3 separate regions of the Homo sapiens genome follow, and all the other regions are linked to region 1. Evidence: chromatin contacts called from ENCODE Hi-C or POLR2A ChIA-PET data. All regions are on one chromosome and are shown on one strand. Each heading gives the region's core, a stretch centred on a gene start or an enhancer-like site at or near the end of the contact. The rest is flanking DNA. Distances are from core to core; before and after follow the strand shown. Region 1 holds the start of LONRF3 (LON peptidase N-terminal domain and ring finger 3). Region 2 holds the start of UBE2A (ubiquitin conjugating enzyme E2 A). Region 3 holds the start of UPF3B (UPF3B regulator of nonsense mediated mRNA decay).

Region 1 (2,796 bases), core at 246-2,745:
GGACATCTCCTGCTGGCTACAGCCCAGAGGACCGGGCGCAAGTGCGAGGAGCGCGCGAAGTTCCTCTCCTCGCTGGGAAGGTGCGAGCAGGTGTAAGAGGAGACCAGGAGTGCAGCGGGAGAAGGAGAGTCAGAGGAACAGAGACAGTGACACCGAAAAAGAAAGAAACAGTGACAAAGATACGAAGAGACGGAGAAAAAGAACCAGAAGCAAGGAGACACAGACAGGAACGGGGACTGAGAGACAGGAACACAAAAGCTAACAGAAGTAGCAGGAAAAGACAAAAAGCAACCGAGATCAACACAAACACAGTGAAACACAGATAAGCAGTGAAAACAGAACAAACTCAGAGACCCAGCCCCAGAATCACCCCTCCCCCACCCCGCCACAGTCCATGGGTCCCCCGCCCCCTCTTCTGCCCTGGTCCAAATCCCTTCTCGCTGCGGGGTTTGTTCTCCCGCTCCCTCATGTAGCCACCGAGCCCCAGCCCCGGCCCGGCAGCGCGTTGGACTCACCCAACTTAACTGCCTCGTTGTACTTGAGCAGTGCCGCCTCCACCTGGCGCTCGCGGTACAGTCGGTTGCCCTCGTGCCGGAGTTGCGACGCTCGCGCTGGGCCTGGAAACAACTTGCCGAGGAGGCCGCTGAGCACCACGTTGACTCGCAGCGGCGGCGGCGGCTGCTGCCCAGCCCGCCGGGCTCCACGCGCCCGCCCAGTGGCCACCATCAAGGCGGAGAGCTTGACCCCGCACAGCGCACAGCGCCGGTCGGCGGCCCGCCCACGTTCCAGGCACAGTTTACAAAAGGTGTGGCCACACGACAAGGACACGGGGTCTGATAGAAACCCATGACATTTCCGGCACTTAAAGCCGTCCCACACCTCGGTGGCCGCCGCAGCCGCGGCGGCCCCCGTCTCTTCCGCCGCCACGGTGCCGCTTGCAGTGCTACCCTCGTCCGGGGGCGCCGGCGCCAGCGCCTCGCCTTGCGGGACTTTCTCCGCCAGGCAGCGCACCAGCTGCTCCAGCTGCTCAGCCACCAGCTGCTGCCGCTCGGAGAGCTGTCTATACACCTCGAGGGCTTCACGGATTCGCCCCCGGGACGCCAAGGCGTCTGCCTGCGTGAGCAGGACTTTGCTCTCCGGCGTTGAGGTCCCCGGAGACTGCTCTTGCTCTGGCTCCCGCGTCGGTAGAGGTGCGGGGCCCTCTGCAGCCACCTTTGGGTGGGGGCCCATGTCTACTTGGGCCGCTGATGCCCCTCGCTCCGCCGACTCCAAGTTGTCGCTGCTGACCTCAGCGGGCAAGCTCAGCATCTGTTCGATCCGTACTGACTCCATGGGAAGAGGGACACGGGAGGAGACGAGGCGTCTAGGGACCGGGGACACGAAGCAAGGAGTGGCAGCTGGAGGAAATCGGGGCAGCCACCGCCGCCATGCCACCGAGCTCCTGACCCTGCCGCGCCTCCGGGAGCTCCATGCCGGCCGCCCCGCGCCGCCTAATAACTGTCTTGTCTCAGCAAAGTGTTATATAAAACGGTACCACGTGACGTGCCGCCACGCTGTTCATTGGCCGGCGGCGGGGAAATTGTTACAAAACCAGACAGTTTTGTAACAGTGTTGCTCTTGCTTCTTTGGGCTTCGCTTTTCTTGGCTTCTTTTTGAGGTTGTTTGTGTTTACACTTCGCCTTATTCCTCCTCACCACCTGGTTCTTTTTCGGAAGTGGGGTTGTGGGGTGGGGAGAAACTCAGTGTCTTCTCTTGGGCTTCTCAGTCTCCAAACCCCACTCCATCCCACCTCCAAACGGGCCAGCAAACAGGTCCCCTCTGCCAGCCGCTGACCAGCGGCCCCCCACTCCTCCCAGGAGAGGCTGGTACCTCGAGGTGCACAGTCCGCAGGGTCTTCCGGGACGCCTAAGACTCTCCCTCTTGGGGGAGATGGCTGCTGTCAGGGAAAGGAAGCAGGTTGGGAGGGGTATCCGTGAAGCCCCCCCACACACACACAACCCAGTCCCAGCCCGAGAGCCCTGGGAGCCCCGCCTGGGTTCCTTGCCTTCTCCCAGGAGCCTCCCAAAGGTGGTGAATTCGGTTTCTGAGGGTGCTTGGTGTTCTGTGCCAAGAGTGACTCAGAGCAGCGGGTCCCACCGGCGCAGAAGTTGGGCAGCGCTCGCTGGACAGTGAGGAACTCGCGGAGAAGATGCGCTTGCCGGCTCAGCCCTGGGAGGGAGATGCCCCGCTAACTCCCCTCTTTACCTCTCTACCCCCAACGCCAGAACTAGCGCTGGGGCAGGCGGTAGGCGCCCAGCTGGAGACACACCAGGCCGGCCCCTGGAGCCACTGGCCGGATGGGCGCGGCAGGGATGTACCCGGCCTGCTGGGGTCGGTGGGTACTCTGGGGGCGTGGGAGAGTGGCAGGGGGAAGACGCGAGCTGAGAGCGCTATTCAGGAGAAAGTCCGCGAATCCCGGCACAGCCCAGTGGCAGACCGAATAGCCTCCAGGTTTGTCGCTCCTGAGCGCTGCGCGGGAAGGGTACAACTGGGCACGAGCCTCAGCGCCTGGTTTACAATGGCTAGGGGGCCTCGACGGTGTCCTACACACTTCCTGAAGGCGAGCGGGGTGGCCAACTGCACACTCTTTGTCTGCCTTGAACCCCCACATTTAGGACGGGAACCAAGCTCACAAATGAGCAGACAGAAAACGGTATAGTCGCACTGCTCCAAGCAGGGAGGCAGGGACTAGGCTTGCCGCTGGCTCAGTTGGCCTTCAGAGCCTGCGGGCTCTTGGGCAGTGCCAGGTTGCCGCCC
Region 2 (2,764 bases), core at 252-2,751, 600 kb before region 1:
AAGGGTACATTAAGGCTAACTTCAATTGTGAAGCTGCTTTGAAATTACTCATCATAACGTCTTGATGAAAGCACACACTGCAAATTCACTTAAAAATAAGAAAGAATACTGTACTCAAATGAGGCATTTAAGACCATCTTAGAGCAGTGAGGCTGACAGGCATTCAATGTCAGATTGTAGAAACCAGACAGTTGTACGCAAGGGATTCTCGCATCCACTCAACATCCAACACACATCTACCAAGCACCTGCTGAACACAACTCCTGCCCTTGGGGTAGAATTCTGAACCAGATGGTCTCTGGGGTCTCTGCTGCCTATCAGCAACTGGTTGGGTTTATACTAATTCAGTGATGGAGGGCTGAATTTAGCAGAATTACAGCCCAAGCCTCAAAAATCCTTAATACCAGTGCTATGATTGCTCCTTTTAAAAAGTGACTGCCTTACACAGATTTTTTTTTTAAGAAAGCAAGAAGAAAGGTGCAGTTCTAGTCAAGCATACAATATCCAGAACCACCAGCCACACACTGCATTCCACTCAAGCCTTTAGCAGACAGAGGCTAGGCAGAGGCAGGTTCCTAAGCAGGAGACACTTCCAGGATGACTGGGAACCCTTTCCCCAGATGACCAGGCTCCTGAAAAGTGGGTAAAGAAACTCTCTCTTACCATCCTCAAACGGGGTCCCTTCAGGCCTGCAACACAGAGAAAAATGGTCAGTTCCCACTTAAGGGGCCCCCTTCTCCCTGCTTCATCTGAGATGGCTATCCCGAGCTCTGCCATCTCCAGCACCGCTACCGGGGTCGGAAGCCACTACAAATGGATGTCCCGGGCTCAGAGACACAGGGCAAGCCGCCGCGCCTAACCGCCACCACTCCCCGCCCCGCCCCCCTAGAACCCCAAGCGGTTCCCCCTGGCAGCGGGAACTGAGCTAATCGAGGCACAGGCTCCGGGGAGGCGCCTAGGCCCAGCCAGACCCAAACATTTTCCCCTACCCGCTCGGCCTCCGCGGGGGGCCCGCCCCGGAGCGCAGACCGAAGCTGCTCGCGTCCCCAGTTTTCTCGCCACCGCCACGAACGCAGACTCACCCGAAAATGACCGCGTTCCACACCATTATGTTGTTCTCGGACGGAGCCCCGCTGACTCCGGCTGGAGGATCCTCCTGCAACCTTCGGGAAGACAGACAGGGGTCCCCCTAGGCCGGCACTGGCGCCCGCTCCCGGCCGCTCCCCAGCCCTCCCCGCCCGGCGCGCCTCGGGACCCGCCCTGTGCCCCAGCTCGCAACCCCCGGCCTCGGCCGTCCCCTCGGTTTACCTCTTGAAGTCCCGCATGAGGCGCCGCCGAGCCGGGGTGGACATGTCGCGAGCGGGGTCAGGGGTGGGGCATACACTGGGGTCTCGGGTTCCCGCGGCGGGCGAGGAGGCCGAAGAGGCTGGAGAAGCAGGAGAAGGGGAGGCGGAAGCACCCAGAGGAACCGCGCTGCCTCTCCGAAGTCGAGGGTCGGTCTGGCGCCGGCTAAGCACCACCCCAGTGTAGACGGGGGCTGAACCAACCTGAGAGCAGAGAGAGGGGGGTGGAACGTCGAGCGCCGGACAGGCCGTACCAAGACGGGGCGGGGGGTGCGCGAGGAAAGTTGCTTATGTCATTAAAGCCCCACGGGAGGCCCGGGGCGGGGCCGCGAGCGCAGAGGCGTAGGGTACGCCGGAGCCCCGGGCGCTGGAGGAGCTCGTGGTGGAACGGGGTCCATCCCCACCTGCTAATTCTAAGGCAAACCCTGGGAAGTTTTCGGCTTTTTTTCTTTTTCTCTTTTTTTCTTTTTCTATTCGTTTTTGTTTGTTTTGTGACCAGATCATTCATGAAAGCGCGCACTATGCCCGGGGAGGAGAGGGGAGAAGTTTGGAAGTCCCAAACTAGAGGACGAAGGAGTGGGCGGAGGTAAAACCGGTTCTCAAAAAGCGGCAACTCTAGGGTGCACAACCCCTTCGGACACCGGAGACTGGGGTCGGAGGGGTGGGGAGAGGAGTGATTGGTTAAAATCACGGAAAATCAAAAGAATAAATCGGCCTTGACTATGACGGGGGGGCGGGGCGGGGCTGTGGGATTGAATGCAGGATTGGGCGCTCAACGTTTAGGCCAATGATCACCCCAGGGCAGAATGAAATAGTGTTGTATGTCCTGTGGGAGGGAATGGGAGCTTAAGGCAGGCGGAGTAGGGTTTTGTTTTGTTCTGTTTTGTTTTGGGCACTCACAATTTGGCTCTGGAACCACATTTCCCCTTGGTAGTTCAACAAGCCAAGCGGCTATTTATGTTCAGAAGAGTCCAAGATATGAGACTATCCGACTGCAGGGAGTTGCAAGGACAGTGGGTCTGAAGTAAAAGGAACGTGGAAAAGCTGCAGGTTGCAGGAAGAGTCACAGTCCGTGGACCTGCAAAAGCAATAACAGTTTTAAAGGATAATTTTTAAAGGTCAACCCAAAATAACTTAGAAGATAGGCATAATACACATTTAAAAATTATTGAAAATAGGAGAAAGGTAGATTTGGGTTAAGTCATCAAGAGTTTTGAATGCCAAGCTAATGGATTCCTTGGAAGTCCATTGAGCAGGGAAGTGACATCATTAGAGCTGTCCTTATCAGAGATTGGTCTCAAGAGAGCAGGCAGGAGACTCTTGCAGTATCTAGGTGCGAGATACTGAAGCAGGCAGTGACAATAAAGGCGAGGATATGAATGAATGGGGAGGACTTGGCAACAGGCTGAATATGGGGCAAG
Region 3 (2,700 bases), core at 201-2,700, 880 kb before region 1:
AGCCTCCCAAATAGCTGGGACTACAGGCGCCTGCCACCATGCCCAGATAATTTTTGTATTTTAGTAGAGACAGGGTTTCACCAAGTTGGCCAGGCTGGTGTCGAACTCCTGATCTCAGGTGATCCGCCGGCCTCGGCCTCTCAAAGTGCTGGGATTACAGGAATGTGCCACCACGCCCTGCTAATTTTTTTTGTTTTTAGTAGAGACAGGGTTTCGCCAAGTTAGCCAGGCTGGTCTCGAACTCCTGACCTCAGGTGATCCACCCACCTTGGCCTCCTAAAGTGCTGGGATTACAGGCGTGAGCCACCACGCCTGGCCGACTGATCTGCTTTCTATCACTGTGGTTTTATTTTTCTAAAATTTCATATAAATGGAATTGTACAACATGTACTCTGTGTCTAGATTCTGTCACTCAACATAATCACTGTTAGATTCACATTTGGATTGTTTCCAGTTTGGAGTTATTATAAATAATGTAAAATTGGCCCTTTTTAAGTGAAGATGGTGATCGCAACTAAATCAAGTTGGGTTTTATTTTTATTCCCCTCCCTGTGGGACATCAGTACCTGGGGAGAAGGATCCTTTTGCTAAAATAAGGTGATGAAAACAAATCTTGTATATTTTAGTCATATTACTCCTTTAAATATCAGTATCTTGTGTTTATTTATTATTATCCTTCTTTTTTATATACAGGGTCTCGCTCTGTCGCCCAAGCTGGAGTGCAGCGGCGCGATCATGGCTCACTGCAGCCTCGAATTCCTGGGCTCAAGATCCTCTCTTCTCAACCTTCCCGAGCAGCTGGGACTACAGGCGTGCGCCACTGAACTCGGCTAATATTGTAGTATTTACTAAGTATCTGTAAATCCTAATCAATATAAGGAAAATAAAGTTTTTTAAATGTTAGGCTTTTTCTTTTAGTTGTAGGAAAATAAATGCTAAAGCCTCTGAATTCAATGATAAAAAATACAAGTCGCTCCCCTAGTGAGGCAAAATTTGGACGGCATTGAGTTTATCTGATGGAAACTAAGCGTGAAGAACCTATCTTTCGACCTGGAAAACTCTGAAGATGAAAGGATTCGATTTACTCACAAACAGGGACCCTGAGATAGCTCTGGCCCCTGAACGCCCAACAAAAGCGGGTAGCTGCTTTGTATGCCGGGATTTGTAGTCCCCGACAGAGTCACTTCAAGATGGCGGAATTGCTAATGACGCGCGAAGGGGCGGGCCCCGAGGGAGTCTGGGCCGCGAGGGGATTGGGTGGCGCAGGAACTTGGCGGGCGGGAAGTAAAAACCAGGTGTTAAAACCTTTGCACTGGGAAAGGCCCAAGTCTCGCGAGAGCTTGGCAGGACCCAATGGAACGTGGGGCCCGACTTATCACAAGGGGCATTTGTTGGGGGCGGAGCTTTGACGGGAGCTTCCCGGGAGCCGTTTGTGCCCGGGGTAACCCCGTTCCGGCCAAGCCGCTTCAGCGGGGGACGTAGCCATGAAGGAAGAGAAGGAGCACAGGCCTAAGGAGAAGCGAGTAACCCTGTTAACCCCCGCCGGGGCCACAGGCAGCGGTGGTGGGACCTCGGGGGACAGCTCCAAGGGGGAAGATAAGCAGGATCGCAACAAGGAGAAGAAAGAAGCGCTGAGCAAGGTGCCCGGTCGGCCGCTGGCCCGGGAGAGGGCGGGACGAGTCCGCAGCGCGGGGAGGATGGCTGGGAATGGGGCTGCCCCCTTTCTTTCTCAGGTTCTCCTTCTATCTCTTCGCCTGAATGGAAGTCGCATCATCCTGGTTCATCCATTCACCCGAAATGGGGAGAGCCCCTCCCGGCCAAATCCTGGGTGGGGGTGAGGAAAAGAGGGGACTCCCCAAACGGGAAGGGTTTAGGTCAGAGCTGTGAGATGATAATGGGAGGGAAGAGCGACGGTATAAAGAATGAGGAACTAAAGGTGTAATTGGGGAGAAATATTAAATAGTGAAGGAGACATGAGGGATGGGAATATTATTCATGGAGGCGAGTTGGGGGAGAGTGCAGGGTGATTAATGGTACAGGAGGGTAGATCGAGAGCATCCTATTTTGAGAGCAATGGGTAGATTTTTTGTATTCGTTAGAGTTTTGAATTCTTAAGTTCAATGGGCAAGGATTTTGTTTTAAGATGTGTTGGACGTGGGAGAAACTTGTTGCTAAATCAAGATTTCGTGGCACCCACAAAGACCAGCGTTGGCTTACTAAGTTATTGCCACTAGATCTGTTAAAAAATGGGTGATCGAAAATGATGCACAAACCTGGTAAACTGCAGGGCTGCTGTAAAGAGCAAAACCTGCGATTTTTCCTTGCTCCAGGTGGTTCTCATTTCCAAGGGTTTTTTTAAACCGCGTTACTATTATGTTTGACTAATTCTGAGCATTGGGCTGCAGAAGAATATTTTCTCCTGGGTTTTTACAAGTGATCTCATATTTTAAAGCCCAGCCTTCTTCAGGAACTGTGATTCTTTCAGGTATGACAGAAAACTGATTTGTACTAATTTTATTTTCCTTATGCATTTCTTAAGGTGGTAATTCGAAGATTACCTCCCACTTTGACCAAGGAGCAGCTTCAGGAACATCTTCAACCTATGCCTGAGCATGATTATTTTGAGTTTTTTTCTAATGATACGAGGTAAAAAAAAAAAAAAAAGGAAAGGGGTAAATGAAAAAGGTTTCTTTCATTCTT

The links. Hi-C counts contacts between places; a loop is a spot of excess contacts on that map. ChIA-PET counts read pairs that join two places held with the same protein, here RNA polymerase II (POLR2A). Pooled maps may share reads with other maps.
Region 2: a loop to region 1 is called in a map of CD4-positive, alpha-beta memory T cell, with 8 times the contacts of the local background. The contact joins the promoter of UBE2A here to the promoter of LONRF3 in region 1. A Hi-C loop is called at or near these places in 1 of 168 maps with a recorded cell type or tissue (CD4-positive, alpha-beta memory T cell) and 4 of 50 pooled maps. POLR2A ChIA-PET finds 5 or more read pairs at or near these places in 2 of 52 experiments (T-cell and activated naive CD4-positive, alpha-beta T cell).
Region 3: a loop to region 1 is called in a pooled map, with 6 times the contacts of the local background. The contact joins the promoter of UPF3B here to the promoter of LONRF3 in region 1. A Hi-C loop is called at or near these places in 4 of 50 pooled maps. POLR2A ChIA-PET finds 5 or more read pairs at or near these places in 2 of 52 experiments (A673 and activated T-cell).

Annotation. Positions count from the first base shown.
Region 1 is chrX:118,973,317-118,976,112 of GRCh38, reverse strand. LONRF3 (LON peptidase N-terminal domain and ring finger 3) reads right to left here and starts at 1,495. Exons shown (of 11, transcript NM_001031855.3): 1 at 516-1,495. The coding sequence starts at 1,332.
Region 2 is chrX:119,573,300-119,576,063 of GRCh38, reverse strand. UBE2A (ubiquitin conjugating enzyme E2 A) reads right to left here and starts at 1,501. Exons shown (of 6, transcript NM_003336.4): 1 at 1,309-1,501; 2 at 1,083-1,163; 3 at 664-689. The coding sequence starts at 1,352. LOC124905208 (a long non-coding RNA gene) reads left to right here and starts at 1,569. Exons shown (of 2, transcript XR_007068307.1): 1 at 1,569-1,929. RefSeq lists enhancers at 728-1,228, 1,229-1,729 and a silencer at 1,101-1,270.
Region 3 is chrX:119,851,713-119,854,412 of GRCh38, reverse strand. It overlaps UPF3B (UPF3B regulator of nonsense mediated mRNA decay), which reads left to right and starts at 1,450. Exons shown (of 11, transcript NM_080632.3): 1 at 1,450-1,640; 2 at 2,540-2,646. The coding sequence starts at 1,485. RefSeq lists an enhancer at 1,416-1,475.